Regions from separate parts of the Homo sapiens genome. Here region 2 is linked to region 1. Evidence: chromatin loops called from intact Hi-C (ENCODE). Cell type or tissue: endothelial cell of umbilical vein. All regions are shown on one strand.

What was found. A loop is a pair of places that touch in the nucleus more often than their neighbours do. Peaks named below come from ENCODE experiments on the same cell type or tissue, not always from the same donor. Only the 100,000 strongest peaks of a DNase experiment are listed, where the experiment ranks them.
Region 2: it touches region 1 in a loop (8-fold over the local background); 6 of 110 quality-filtered maps call a loop at or near these places.

The regions. Positions count from the first base shown.
Region 1 is chr2:28,449,065-28,451,564 of GRCh38, reverse strand. It overlaps LOC102723530 (a long non-coding RNA gene), which reads left to right and starts at 1,380. Exons shown (of 2, transcript NR_187669.1): 1 at 1,380-1,525. In endothelial cell of umbilical vein, no CTCF peak of the experiment used is centred here; a DNase peak (open chromatin) is centred at 1,494; H3K27ac peaks cover 1,230 bases.
Region 2 is chr2:27,719,253-27,721,752 of GRCh38, reverse strand. The region is part of intron 2 of LOC105374378 (a long non-coding RNA gene); the gene reads right to left. Among named protein-coding and RNA genes, the nearest start is that of LINC01460, 4.8 kb to the right of the region's middle. In endothelial cell of umbilical vein, no CTCF peak of the experiment used is centred here; a DNase peak (open chromatin) is centred at 1,472; H3K27ac peaks cover 486 bases.

The DNA of each region.
Region 1 (2,500 bases):
GCGCAGAGCCGAGTTCCTGGTGCCCAAGCCAGCAGGAAAGTGGAGGAAGATGCTCTGAGCAGCACCTGCAGGGCCCTTCCGGCTCAGCCCAGTTTCTCTCTGCAGTGGAGTCCCAGTCTGCAAGCTAAGAACGGAGATGGACTTTCAATCCCAGCTTGGTATACATGGTATACACGGGTGAATTTTCTATTAGACAGTGGCACCAACGGATGTAGGAAGCCATGAATGCCTCGGTGTCAGCAGCCTCAGCCTAAGAATCATTCATTCATTCATTTGTTCATTCATTCACTTATTCAACAGACACCTTTTTGTCCAGACAGTCCCAGATTACAACTGTTGTCCAGATGTAATTATTAATAGCCTCCTTTGACCTTGAAGTGTCCCAGTTTGGATGATAAATTATACGGTCTCTCTGCCTACTGAGCACCTACTATGTGTCAGGTCCCAGGCTAGGCCCCGGGGATTGAGAGAGAGATAACGTAATGGCCCTGCCCTCTAGGGCTCCGGAGACAAGGCGGCGATTGCAAGGCAGTGTGAGAAGGCGGGGATGGACATGCTGCCACGGGACCCCTGTACCCCTTGACAAACCTGTCAAGAAACAACCTTTGACTTTCCTGCCCTTCTTGGGTTTATTTACTTTTACTTGTTTACAAAAAAACATTTTTTGGGTTAACTCATGTCATGCTTTTCCCACCTGATACAGGAAGCAGCAGTCCTTTTATTTATTATGTTTTCCTCTGGCCTCAGAAGTTGCCTTTTATTGAGATATATATGATCCTTTTTCAAGAATCTCAAATATCCCATCTGTTCCCTACATGATGTCACAAACATCAGTTTTCCAGAAGCAGGGTCCTAATTTATTTCTTCATGAAAAGGGTATGACATGAAAATGGCAGTGACCCCGGGGCATGCTCTGGTTGGCCAGCTCCTCACTACTTGTGCCAGAAACACCTCCATGACATTTAGGGAAAAAGACAGGAGGAGTCACAGGAGAGAAGATGAGATGAGAGGCAGGGATGTTCCCTGGGTGGGCTCCTTCCTGATCATCTAAGTTGGGTGTGGGGAGGATGGTTGCCTCCCCACAAAGGACCTTAGGCAGCCAAGTGTATGGGACAGGGCAGTGGCCTCTCCCTTCATGCCAGACCAGGGATGCCTTGGCCTGTGCAGTCTGTAAGGAGCCCAACCCCGCCAGTTTCCCACACCCCATACCCATTCTCCTCAGCTCAAGCCTCCTCCTTCCCTACCTAGGTCCTCCCAGTCTCCTACTCAGTTAACTCCAGAGCACCAGGGGCCAACTGGCATCGCATCTCCTTGTCCAGCACTTGGGGATCGACTTCCTGATTCTGTCTCACAATTTCCCGAGTCACTAGATGAAAATCCTGATAATTCACAGCCCGGAAGGAACACTACCTTATTTAGATGTGCTGCCCCCAGAGGAGGGGGAAAGAAGGAGGAGGAGGGGGATTTAGAAGCAGGTAGAGTAAAAGGAGAAGATAGAAGGCACCGGTGATTCTGAGAATTCAAGGTAATGATGATGTCATCACAGGGAGGGTTTCACTGGGGTCAGTGGGTGGGGGCAGGGCACGGTGGCTCAGACTTGTGACTCATTTGTAGAAGTGGGCCCTGTATTCAGAAGTCATTCATTGAGTAAGCCAGTAATTGTTTTGACACTCATTTATTGAGCTGTTATTATGTTTCAGACCCTGGACTAGGCCCCTGAGAGGGAAGATCAGGGCCAGGGCCCGGGAGCTCATGGTCCAGAGGGGAAATAGAGTTCCACTGCAGGGTGTGGGTGGGCACCGGGAGAGGGAGGTGTGGCAGGAGGCCAGAGGCATGGCTGACAGATGGATGGACAGACAGACAGACACAGACAGCCAGGCTCCATGCAGAGGGAGTGGTCAGGAAAGACTCCCTGGGAGAAGACGCGGGGTGGGGAGAGATATCTGAGATAATCGTGTGGGAGGAGTAGGCAGAAGCCAGACATGGGAAGGGAAGGGAGTTTCAGGCCGCGGGAAGAGCATCGTGCAGGAAGGCATGGAGGTGGGGGCTCGGGAACGTTTGGGGAAGTGCAAGAAGTTCCTGAGATGGTGAAGGGAGAGAAATGGCTTTGAGGAGGGAGGGGCAGCCACTTCCTAAAGAATCTGAGCTGCTGCCCTGCAGGCCCTGAGGATCCTGAAGGCACCAACCCTGGGGCTCCTGGCCACATTCCCCCTTCTTGGGAGAGGAACCCCTGAGCGTGCGATGGCCAAGTCCCACCCTGACAGACCCGTGCCTGGCTCCAGCCCTTACCAGTGTCCTGCCTGGGCTGGAGGTTTTTTCGCACATCATCCCATGCCACTCCTTTTCTCCAGAACCCCATTGATCCTCGAAGGTGGCCCAGTGTCCCCTGACGATGGAGAGATTGAGGTTCTCTAGAGGACAGAGCTTGCCAGGCCCCTCGGCTAGCATGTGGCAGAGCCAGAAGCAGAAGCCAGGGTTGTCTGGGCTCTTCCCACTTAAT
Region 2 (2,500 bases), 730 kb after region 1:
CGCAAGAGGACGCTTCCTGCTCCAGGTGGTGCCAGGTGGTGACCCCAGCAGCCCAGCATGGGTGGAAAGAGGAAAGGGAACGCGGCAGAGGGAAAAGCCAGCAGTCCCCTTAGATTTCACCCTTGAGTGTCTGTGAGGTGAGTCACCTGTCACCTTCACAGGGCCTTGTCCGCATCAAAGGAGGTCATGGTGGCGAAGTGCTTTCACATTACAAATGCCCTTCCCGCGGGGTGTTGTGGCAGGGCCTGCACTGGCCTTTGCTCGGCTCTTAAGGGTTGGCATCCCTGGTGACCCTCCCTTTTCCCTGAGTCATCTCACCCACTGCCTGGCTCCAGTCACATCTATAAGTGGATGGCAACCCACTTAGCACTCCGTCCTCCTTTACAGTAGAATAAATATACACCACTTCTTCAGGGGAAACAGCCTCAGACCCCTATTTTCATGTGCCTACTGGACACCCTCCCAGGAGTCTTTCTGTCCCTGTCCCACCCCCTCTACCACTGCCCACAGGCGGACTCTGCCAGCTCTTCTCTGAATAACAGAGGCAGCCCCCAGCTTGCCCTGCCCCAGTTCCCTGCCCACATCACACCCAGGGGTGGGTTTCTAAAATCCAGTCTGACCATGGCGTTCCACTGCATAAGACCCTTCCATGGCTTCCTCTTGGTCTTGGGATAAAGTCAAAAGACCTTATCTGTCTTCTGCTCTCATACAGACATATTTCTTGTCATGTCACCAACTGGCCAGTGCTGTCCCTATTCTCCAGCCCACTGTCCCACTAAATGCCCCCAGCCCACTGTTCCACTGTCCCTGCCCAGCCTGCCCTTCCCAACATTCCGTGTCCCCTCAATGCCCTTCACTTCCTTTCCTTTACTAGTGAAAGGATTAGTGGAGCTCCAACGTCCATCCCTGAAGAATGGGGATATTCGCCTTCCTACCAGGCTTCCTAGGGTCTGGGAGAGAATCAAATGAGAAAGGGGATGTAAAACTATTTTGTAAACTGAAAAAGGTTTGTAAGAGATGAAGAAGAATAAAATGACCAATGGTCTGGGAGAGCCTTGTAAACTTCCTTATCAGCTGACCTCAGAGGCCCACAAGAAGCACAGGGGACAACCATGTGAGGGGACTGGGGAAACTGTGGCATTTGAGCCGGGAAGCGTGATTGGGGGGTAATGCTTTGGGTTGGGATGGAGAGCGTCATTCATTACTGGAGCAGCCATAACCTACTTGTGAAGTCTGTGTCTGCACGAGAACCCCTAGGGAGACAGGGGTAGTGACAAGGGGGTGCAGGATGGTGGGGCTTCGGCCCCTTCCTTCCAGCTTAGCCAGGTGAGTCATCCGGAGGTACCGGCCCAAATCTCACCTCCTCCACTTGAGGCTGAGCAGAAATGGTCCAGAGGATGTGCCCAGAGGATGGAGACAGCAATACAGTGAATGAGTCATAGAGCTGAGTCAGAGCCCACTCAGCCCCTTTCAGGGCTCTGACGAAGGCTGTGCCAGCACAGCGGCGTTCTTCCAGCCTTGCCCCTTCCCTGCACACACAAACACACACATACACACACACACACACACACACACCTACAGACCAGTGACCTCACAACATGCTTCTGATTGCTAGCCTTACTTACTTCACAGGTTCAGTGAAATCCTACTGAGTCTCCCATGTAACAGGCTTTCTTTATGCTCACACTCACTCATTCATTCATTCATTCATTCACTGTTCAGGTACTGGAATAAAAACCCAGTCCTTGCCTTCAAAGAGCTCTCCAGCCAGCAAAGGAAACACAGTCTCCAACCATGCCTTGTCACTGCAGAGGGAGCAAGGCATGGCCATGGGAGAGCCTCACACACCATCAGTATCCGGGCTGATAGAGGAGGGAATGAGGGACACAACCCCTCATAGTGGGATGGGTCAAGAAATCACTGCTGTAAACATCTGGTCCCAGGACTCCCAAGCCTGGTACCCTCTACTTCCCACTGGAAACATCAAGCCTAAAGGTGCATCTACACAGATTCAGACAACATTGTTTCCTTTTTCTTCCAATTAATGTGGCTACTTTGACATATGTAGGAATAGCCTAAGCTAATGGTCACAGAACAGGTTCCGGTCTGATCTGTTTTCAATGTGAAGACTGAATTTTGGCTTTGAATCAGCAGCAGAGCCACCGGATTATATACGAAAATTTGCAATATCAAAACTGGGATAACTTCGAAGTTATCTAATTCCAGGCTCAGTGCTTCGTTTCTTAGGAGTAGAAACTCAAATCCAGAGAGGAAAAATGAAGCAGAGTCTTCTGATAATTTCCATCTGTTTTCTAGTCCTTAAGTAAATATAATTTTTACTACAAAAATAAACCACATTAGAGGCCGGGTATGGTGGCTCACACCTGTAATCCCAGCACTTTGGGAGGCCGAGTGGGCAGATCATGAGGTCAGGAGTTCGAGACCAGCCTGGCCAAGATGGTGAACTCCTGTCTCTACTAAAGATACAAAAAATTAGCTG